Regions from separate parts of the Homo sapiens genome. Here region 2 is linked to region 1. Evidence: chromatin contacts called from ENCODE Hi-C or POLR2A ChIA-PET data. All regions are on one chromosome and are shown on one strand. The core of a region is the stretch at or near the end of the contact, and the rest is flanking DNA. Distances in the headings are between cores, read along the strand shown. Region 1 overlaps CFAP53 (cilia and flagella associated protein 53). Region 2 holds the start of CXXC1 (CXXC finger protein 1).

Region 1 (4,182 bases), core at 613-3,112:
TCCTGGGGGTAGGTCTATAGACAGCTGCTCTGGGAGTGTCTGTCTTATGCGGTTGAGATAAGGACTGAAATATGCCCTGGTCTCCTGCAGTACCCTCAGGCTTACTAGGATTGGGAAATTCCAGCCTGGTGAAATCTAGTCAGACTGGTCCTCTGCTCTCGAACCCTGTTTCCTATTAAGATGTTTATCAAGACAATGCGTGCACAGTGGGACGCAGACCCTCATCAGTAATTCTAATTTTGCCTTCTCCTTGTGATCTTTATGACCCTTTGAAGCATGTGATCCTTATGACCTACTCCCTGTTTGTACACCCCCTCCCCTTTCAAAATCCCTAAAAAAAAACTTGCTGGTTTTGTGGCTTGAGGTCGCCATCATGGTCCTGCCAATATGTGATGACATCCCAGAGGCCCAGCTATAAAATTTCTCTCTTTGTACTCTTTCTCTTTATTTCTCAGACCAGCCGACACTTAGGGAAAATAGAAAGGACCTACGTTGAAATATTGGGGGCTGGTTCCCCCAATGCTATACCTTTGTTTATGTCGTTGTCTCTGCCTATGATGCTCTTGATCATGAGAAATCTAGATATCTTTCAATGCCAGCTCAATTGACTCATGCCTTGAGCGGCCCTCTGTGTTCTCCCATTTAAAATAAATCCTCTTTCCAGGGCACTGTGGCTTGCTCACATCTCAGATGACCAACTGGCCAGGAGGGTCTTTATTTGGAGACCATACTCAAAGTTTGGAGAATCTTTCCCCTTTTTAATACTTACATTCAATCCACATTGGTTACTAGGTATTTCTTTCATAAAGGGAGTTTAAGCTATTCTTGTAAGGGTAAGCTTTGTTTTAAGGTTTCTGAAAGTTACATCTGTGCTGAGATGACCTTTGTCTCTTGGAAATCCCTGGCCTAGGCTGCATCATACTGCTAAGTGATACATAGTGTCAGCCCTGCGAGATGCTTAAGTTAACTTTATGGCTACCATTAATCTTATAGCCACATTATGTCTCTTATTATTATACTACAGTATGCCACTATGTTCCCTCAGCTTCAAGCAGTGCTTGGTCACAGAAGGATGTTTGTTGAGAGGGTGAATTTCCACCTCCAGATTTCTGCCATTTCCATGTCCAGCCCAATGGACCAGAGCGGCAATAAACACATTTCTTGTTAGGGTACCATTGGATTTCGCACCAGTGGTCTTTGCAAGAGGAAGCTCATCCTGGTCCCATTCATTAATTCTTCACTCCAGGAATTACAATAGCAGTAGAAAATTGTTAAGCCAATATTAGATGGAACTTTTAGAAACTGCGTAGAAAGTTTATATGCTGAAAAGATTTTTATATTCGTCAGTGATGTTAGAAATAGACAATCAGTGCCACGAGGAAAAGTCAGCACAGAGAGAGATGATCTCTCAGCAAGACCATCTTTACTTCCTGCAGAAAGGGTGCTCAGTCACAGATGGAACAATAGCGAGAGCACATCTGGGCAAGGGAGGGGAAGAAGTTCTTATTCCTGACTCACGTGGCCCCTGCTGCTGTGTCATTCCGCTATTGGCTAGGATTGGACTGCACAGGCTAAACTAATTCTGATTGGCTAATTTAAAGAGAGTGATGGGGTGAGTGGTTTGGCAGGAAAAATGGTTATGGAATGAGTCAGGGTAGAGAATGAGGGCAGAGCAGGTAATTGGAATGAGTCAGGGTGGAGCAGGTAATCAGAATGAGTTAGGGTGGAGCAGGTAATCTGAATGAATCAGGGTGGGGTAGGTGATCAGAATGAGTCAGGGTGGGGCAGGTGATCAGAATGAGTCAGGGTGGAGCAGGTAATCTGAATGAGTCAGGGTGGGGCAGGTAATTTGAATGAGTCAGGGTGGGGCAGATGATCAGAATGAGTCAGAGTGGAGCAGGTAATTTGAATGAGTCAGGGTGGAGCAGGTAATCTGAATGAGTCAGGGTGGAGCAGTTGATCAAAAAAGGTCACTTTATGAGGAAGTTAAGTTTAAAAGTAGAAGGCAAAGAATTGAACATACTGACATATTGATTCTTTGAAGATAAATTTAGAACTCATATCTAACAAGTGATAAATGTTATAGAAAATATTGAAAAAACATGGAAAATTTATTGAGACCATTTATAAACAAGGAAACAAAATCAACCATAATTCTACCACCCAGGAATAGCTACTATTCACAGCTTTGTGTATTTTCTTCTAGTATTTTTACTACATATATAATTTTCTTTCACAAATTAGAATCATGTAGTATATACTGTTTTATGGTCTATATTTTTCACTTATCAAAAATATTTTTAAGTCATTTTTTGTCAATTATAAGATTTGTAATGACTGCCTACAAATCTGTTATAAAAACAGACCGTAACTTATTTTACTTAAACACAGCAATGACTCTTTATATTGTTTCTAATCTTTTTACTGTTATTTTAGAATTCCAGATTACCATCTCCATACATACTTATTTTTGGATTGTAACTGGTTGTTTAAGATGAATTTCTGAAATAGACTGTGGTACCAAAGATATATACATTTCAGATGTATATTAGCCAGTTGTATTTATTATTTTGTAAACTCTGTTTCCTTTGTCTTTTTTTTCTATTGGGATGCTTAAATATTTTTAACTTACAAGAGCTTTATTTATTTATTTATTTATTTATTGAGACGGCGTCTCACTCTGTTGCCCAGGCTGGAATGCAGTGGCACGATCTAGGCACTTGTGCCTCAGCCTTCTGAGCAGCTCAGATTACAGGCACGCACCACCATGCCCAGCTAATTTTTGTACTTTTAGTAGAGACGGGGTTTCACCATGTTGGCCGGGCTGGTCTCGAACTCCTGACCTCAGGTGACCCACCTGCCTCAGCCTCCCAAAATGCTGGGATTACCGGCATGAGGCATTGTGCCCAGCCAAGAGCTTTATATATTTAAATAATATTTATTTTATAATAAATATATAATAAATAATAAATTATTTATAATAAACTTTTATTAATATGAATGGCAATGAACTGTTTGTCTTCAAGGAGAGAAAAGTAGGAAGTATTTTAACATTAGTAATCTGGTATGAAAAAGGGTAATTATAGATTTTCAATGAAAAATGATGAACAGAAAATCTAGATTGTAGCATATATGAGCCTAAACCCAATTTATTTCTCAATTGAGATGTGTACTTCTACTTTATCAATCTAAGATCCAGCCTTGATTCTAAGCTCTGCCTTTCTAAAGACAATATGACTCTGGTGCCCAGAAAGATGTTGGCAATTCTTGTCTGAAAGTCATTTGACATATAATTACTTTTGCTTTTCTTAGTGCAACGAGAAGCTAAAGAACAGGAAGAACGTGCTATGGAACAGAAACACATAAATGAAAGTCTTAAAGAACTTAACTGTGAAGAGAAGGAGAATTTTGCAAGGTATGATTTTGTTTTCTGTATCATCATTTGCTACCTAAAAAATGGATTTTTGGCTAGCCATGGTGGCTCACACCTGTAATCCCAGTACTTTGGGAGGCTGAGGAAAGAGGATTGCTTGAAGCCAGGAGTTTGAGATTAGCCTGGGCAGTATAGCAAGATCTCATCTCTACAAAAAAATAAAAATAAAAACTAGCCAGATATGGTGACATAGACCTGTAGTCCTAGCTACTTGGGAGCTGAAGTGGAAGATCACTTGAGTACAGGAGTTAAACACTGCAGCTATGATTGTGCCACTACACTCCAACCTGGGCAACAGGCAAGAACTGTCTCAAAAAAACAAAAACTAAAACAGATTTTCAACATAAAGACCATGTGCCATAATTCATGCATTATTGACATTATTTTACATTAGTATTACACTTGTCCTTCTAGACGCTCAAAGCAGTTTACAAAATTTCATGTAAAAGTAGGCACCAACTGTCTTGGTAAAATTAAATTCCATTGCCATTATGTATATTATGATTATACACATAAGTTATTAGGCTGGATGAATATCTTTAAAAATAAAATAAATTTGAAACACTTAAAAAAATTGGCACCAACCTTAAATCCTAATAAAATAGCAAGAAGATTTTTTTTCCTCCATGAAACAAATCCTGAAAAGCAGGCTGGCCTAATCAGCTAGATTAGCAGAATGGCTTATAGGGACAGGATTCCATACAAATGTCCCTAGGAGGACGTGTTTAGCCTTACTGCACTAGAACACT
Region 2 (4,692 bases), core at 904-3,403, 48 kb before region 1:
AAATAGCAGAGCAGTGAATTTTGTAAGGTTGGAGCAAGGAAAAAGAACAATTTTTTTTTTAAAGCTGATTGGTTAACATCAGATTGCTTCAGGTTGCTTTTTTATAAAGGTTAAAGCAAAGGGGACTTTCAAGCTAAAAGTGGCTTGTATGGGGATTTGGCTATTATCCTGTCTCTTTCTCCTTGGAAGGTCAGATGAACAATTTAGTTTTGGCTTGGTGGCATGGAACTTCAGCGTGAGTGACTCCATTTTGGTGGGGCCTAGAGCAGGAGCTCTGTCCAAACTAATGACCTCCTATAAATTTGAACATGTCTTACAATATTTATAGCCAATTACAAAGTAATTCTACTTTTAGAATTTTATCTCTAAGGAGAGTCAACTAAGAAGAGGCAAGAGACCAAGCTGCAATGCAGGAGTTTATTGGGGCATTAGGAACTGCAATTCAGGAGACACAGATTCAGCTCGAAGTCAAATTGTACTCCAAAGATAGGAAGGGGAGAAGGAGTTTTTAAGAAAAAGAAAAAGGAAGCTAAGGGTGATTACACAAGTTCTTTTAAAGAAATTATTATTGGTGGAGGCGGCTGGCTGGCATCAGTCCATAGTTCATTGGTTGTTGTTCAGGAGACGCAGCACTAGTGAAATATAGCTGGTTTCCAGGACTGTGTGGTCATTGCAGTTTGGACCAATTCAAAGGTTCGAGGCAAGTTCCTGTTGTGTTTTAATTTTGTTTTGTTTGTTTTCCTTTTTGCAAGTTTGCAGGGAGTCCATAGAATGGCTTCCAGGCGGGCCAGGCACGCGGTGGTTCACGCCTGTAATCCCGGCACTTTGGGAGGCCGAGGCGGGCGGATCACCTGAGGTCGGGAGATCCAGACCATCCTGGCCAACACGGTGAAACCCCATCTCTACTAAACATACAAAAAAAATCAGACGGGCATGGTGGTGCATGCTTGTAATCCCAGCTACTCGGAAGGCTGAGGCAGGATAATCGCTTGAACCCGGGAGGCGGAGGTTGCAGTGAGCTGAGATCGCGCCATTGCACTCCAGCCTGGGCAACAAGAGTGAAACTCCGTCTCAAAAAATAAGTAAATAAATAAAAATAAATAAATAAATACATAATAAATAATAAATAAAATAAATAAATAAATAAATAAATAAATAAATAAAGCCTGGCTTCCAGGCTCCATCTTACAGCTGTTAACCAGAGTTACACCTGGTATATCACATTTGTATATTTGTAAATTTGTATATCACATTTCACAAGAAATAATCAGGGATGAGCATACAGATCTATGTTTAAGAATGTTCGTTGCAACTTTATTTAGAATAATATTTGAAAATGTTCTAAATGCTAAACAATAAAGAAATGGATAAGTAAACTGTGTTTAGGCTTATTGTGCAGCTTATAGAACTAAAATAAGATTTGATATTAGTTTAAGAATTGTTTTTAAATAAAAATAAAATAAATAGAAGCCGAACCGTGCCAGGCCTGGCAGAAGAATGACAAGTGGGAGGAGTAAAAGCCGGAAAGAGTGGTGGCAGGTGAAGTCGGAGACGACAGAGGAACTGGTTTCCTCCGCCCCGCAAGGCACACAGCCTGCCGACGCCCCATTAATACATGTGGAAGGGGAAAGAGACTGAATGGAGGAATGAATACAACTTGATCCAGGTCGTGCTTCGGAAGCGGTCACTTTACCTGTGAACCTCTCTGCCTGACAAACGGGCAATGTACGGAATCAACCACCAAGATGGCGGCGCCCGTGAAGAATCCGCAATTAGGTCGCCGTCATATGTCGCCTAGGAACGTACGGAATTCGACCCACGTACGGAATCGGATTCCAAGATGACGGCATCTATGAGGAAGTCACGCAGTAGGTGCAGCCATGTTGCCTGTACGTCGAGGCCGTACAAGCAGCCGCCGTACGGACTCTACTGACAAGGTGGCGGCGCCCTCGGGAAAGCCACATTAGAGCGCGGCCATGTTCCCGGCGAACATATGGATTCGGCCACCATACGGATACGATAAGCAAGATGGCGGCGCCTGAGGGGTCTTGGGGGCTCTAGGCCGGCCACCTACTGGTTTGCAGCGGAGACGACGCATGGGGCCTGCGCAATAGGAGTACGCTGCCTGGGAGGCGTGACTAGAAGCGGAAGTAGTTGTGGGCGCCTTTGCAACCGCCTGGGACGCCGCCGAGTGGTCTGTGCAGGTTCGCGGGTCGCTGGCGGGGGTCGTGAGGGAGTGCGCCGGGAGCGGAGATATGGTAAGTAGCGGGTCCAGGGAGGGGTTCGGCGGTGGAGGTCGGTCGGTTGGCAACAGTGGGGTCTGTCGGCCGACTCAGGGGTCTGTGGTGAGCCATAACCGGAGTCTGTGGACTGAACGGCGGGAGTCTATGGGCAGAATGATGAACCATCTGGGAGTTCTATGGTGAGCCACGGTGGGGGGCTCCTTAATAGAAGTTTAGTGGGGACTCCGTGTGGCAGTTCCGTGGGAAACCATGATCGGGGGTTCTTAGGGCAGAGGGATAAGCGGGTTGTAAGGAGTCACATTGAGTGGTCTGTAGTGAGCCGTGACGAGGAGTCCGTGTCCGGGTATCCGTGGACAGCCGCGACTGGGGGTGGGTGCGGGTGCCAGGTGGGTCTATGAGATAAACAGGGAGGGGTGCGTGGAGAACCGCGATGGGAAGTCCGCAGTGAGTTACGCGGGGTCTGTGAGGCGCCACGATGGAGGGTCGCCATGACCCATTAGCGAGTGTGGACGCAGGGAGCGGGTGTCGGTGGGTGCGTGATGGGAAGTATGGAGCAGAGTAATAGGATGTCAGAGGAAGGGATGGGGGTCAGTGGGGACTGTGATGGAGAGGTTTTTTGGGGGCCCCGATGTGAAATCTGCAGGCAGAGTGGGGATCCCTGCTGACCACGGTGGAGTTGTAATGGGGGGATGAGCCGCCACGGTGGGGGCTGCTTAAGGATCCGTAATGGGGGTGTCCTGCAGGAGGGAGATGGTTCAGACCCAGAGCCTCCAGATGCCGGGGAGGACAGCAAGTCCGAGAATGGGGAGAATGCGCCCATCTACTGCATCTGCCGCAAACCGGACATCAACTGCTTCATGATGTGAGCGCGGGAGAGATGGGCGGGGCTGACACTGGCAGGGTGGGGTGAGGCCGATGGGCCGCGCCCCTCACATCTCCATCGCCTGCCCCATCCTCTGCAGCGGGTGTGACAACTGCAATGAGTGGTTCCATGGGGACTGCATCCGGATCACTGAGAAGATGGCCAAGGCCATCCGGGAGTGGTACTGTCGGGAGTGCAGAGGTGAGGGCCATGGATGGACAGGGAAGGCAGGTGGGGCTTCAAGGGAGGAGGAGGAGCCACAAGGGGGGGTTATGGGGATTAGTGATACACGTCTGTGGTGAGCTGGAATGGGGCTCCATTGTGAGTAATAGAAGATCCCACGGGAAGAGGCAGCTCTGCCCTGGACAGGGGTGCAGAGTAGGTGGGTGGGTCAGTAAGGGAGCGAAGAGGAAGAAAGAGGTTTTGGGACCATTCAAGCCATCCAGTGCTCACTCACTTTGGCCCTACTCTCTGCCCCACAGAGAAAGACCCCAAGCTAGAGATTCGCTATCGGCACAAGAAGTCACGGGAGCGGGATGGCAATGAGCGGGACAGCAGTGAGCCCCGGGATGAGGGTGGAGGGCGCAAGAGGCCTGTCCCTGATCCAGACCTGCAGCGCCGGGCAGGGTCAGGGACAGGGGTTGGGGCCATGCTTGCTCGGGGCTCTGCTTCGCCCCACAAATCCTCTCCGCAGCCCTTGGTGGCCACACCCAGCCAGGTGAGTGGCTGCATAAAGTGAATGGATGTGTAAAGTGGTTCCGTTTCAGCCCTGCCTGGGTCCATGATTTCTGTTCTGGGCCCCCTCCTGCAGCATCACCAGCAGCAGCAGCAGCAGATCAAACGGTCAGCCCGCATGTGTGGTGAGTGTGAGGCATGTCGGCGCACTGAGGACTGTGGTCACTGTGATTTCTGTCGGGACATGAAGAAGTTCGGGGGCCCCAACAAGATCCGGCAGAAGTGCCGGCTGCGCCAGTGCCAGCTGCGGGCCCGGGTGAGCATGGACAGAGCTGGGTAGGGTCAGGTGTGGGAGAGCTGGTGGGTCCATGCATGGTTAGTTAAGTCTAGGCATGGATAAACCAGGTGGGATTGGGCCTGACTGTATCCTGACAGGTGGGAAGGGGCCTGTCATGTCCAGATGAATGGGGCATGACCTGGTATGCTGGGCTGGCAGAACACCCCCACCAACCCTGGGTAGACAGAGTGGGGCCAGGTGTTTTCAGGTGGTCATGCATGTTGGTACAGATCAGGCAGGGCTGAGCATTCCTGGCAATGAGGGGTAGCGGGGAGGTGTGTCTGGGGAGGTAAGGCCAGGCCAGGTGGGTAGGGCTAGGGCAAGGCCGCCCTCCATCCACCTGGGGCTGACCTGGGCCTTCCTCCTGCCGGCACAGGAATCGTACAAGTACTTCCCTTCCTCGGTGAGTCCAGCCCCCCAGGGTGGGGTGGGGCATGCGGGCAGGGCGGTCAGGGCCAGTCCTGAGATTCTGCCCTGCAGCTCTCACCAGTGACGCCCTCAGAGTCCCTGCCAAGGCCCCGCCGGCCACTGCCCACCCAACAGCAGCCACAGCCATCACAGAAGTTAGGGCGCAT

Evidence for each region. A loop is a pair of places that touch in the nucleus more often than their neighbours do. ChIA-PET counts read pairs that join two places held with the same protein, here RNA polymerase II (POLR2A). Pooled maps may share reads with other maps.
Region 2: a map of HCT116 shows a loop between it and region 1 (4-fold over the local background). The contact joins the promoter of CXXC1 here to the enhancer-like site in region 1. A Hi-C loop is called at or near these places in 4 of 168 maps with a recorded cell type or tissue (HCT116, MCF 10A, breast epithelium and 1 more) and 6 of 50 pooled maps. POLR2A ChIA-PET finds 5 or more read pairs at or near these places in 2 of 52 experiments (MCF 10A and activated naive CD8-positive, alpha-beta T cell).

Annotation. Positions count from the first base shown.
Region 1 is chr18:50,237,836-50,242,017 of GRCh38, reverse strand. It overlaps CFAP53 (cilia and flagella associated protein 53), which reads left to right. Exons shown (of 8, transcript NM_145020.5): 7 at 3,313-3,415. Among named protein-coding and RNA genes, the nearest start is that of CFAP53, 27 kb to the left of the region's middle. RefSeq lists an enhancer at 1,004-2,203. Within about 2 kb of position 1,862, at least 2 of the 41 ENCODE cell types and tissues checked have a DNase peak (open chromatin) inside an H3K27ac peak, as active enhancers do; they include HCT116, where a contact is called at or near this core.
Region 2 is chr18:50,285,153-50,289,844 of GRCh38, reverse strand. It overlaps CXXC1 (CXXC finger protein 1), which reads left to right and starts at 2,153. Exons shown (of 15, transcript NM_014593.4): 1 at 2,153-2,258; 2 at 2,987-3,105; 3 at 3,206-3,306; 4 at 3,588-3,823; 5 at 3,917-4,096; 6 at 4,494-4,520; 7 at 4,598-4,692. The coding sequence starts at 2,256. RefSeq lists enhancers at 1,730-2,099, 2,210-2,299, 2,420-2,539, 3,360-3,409.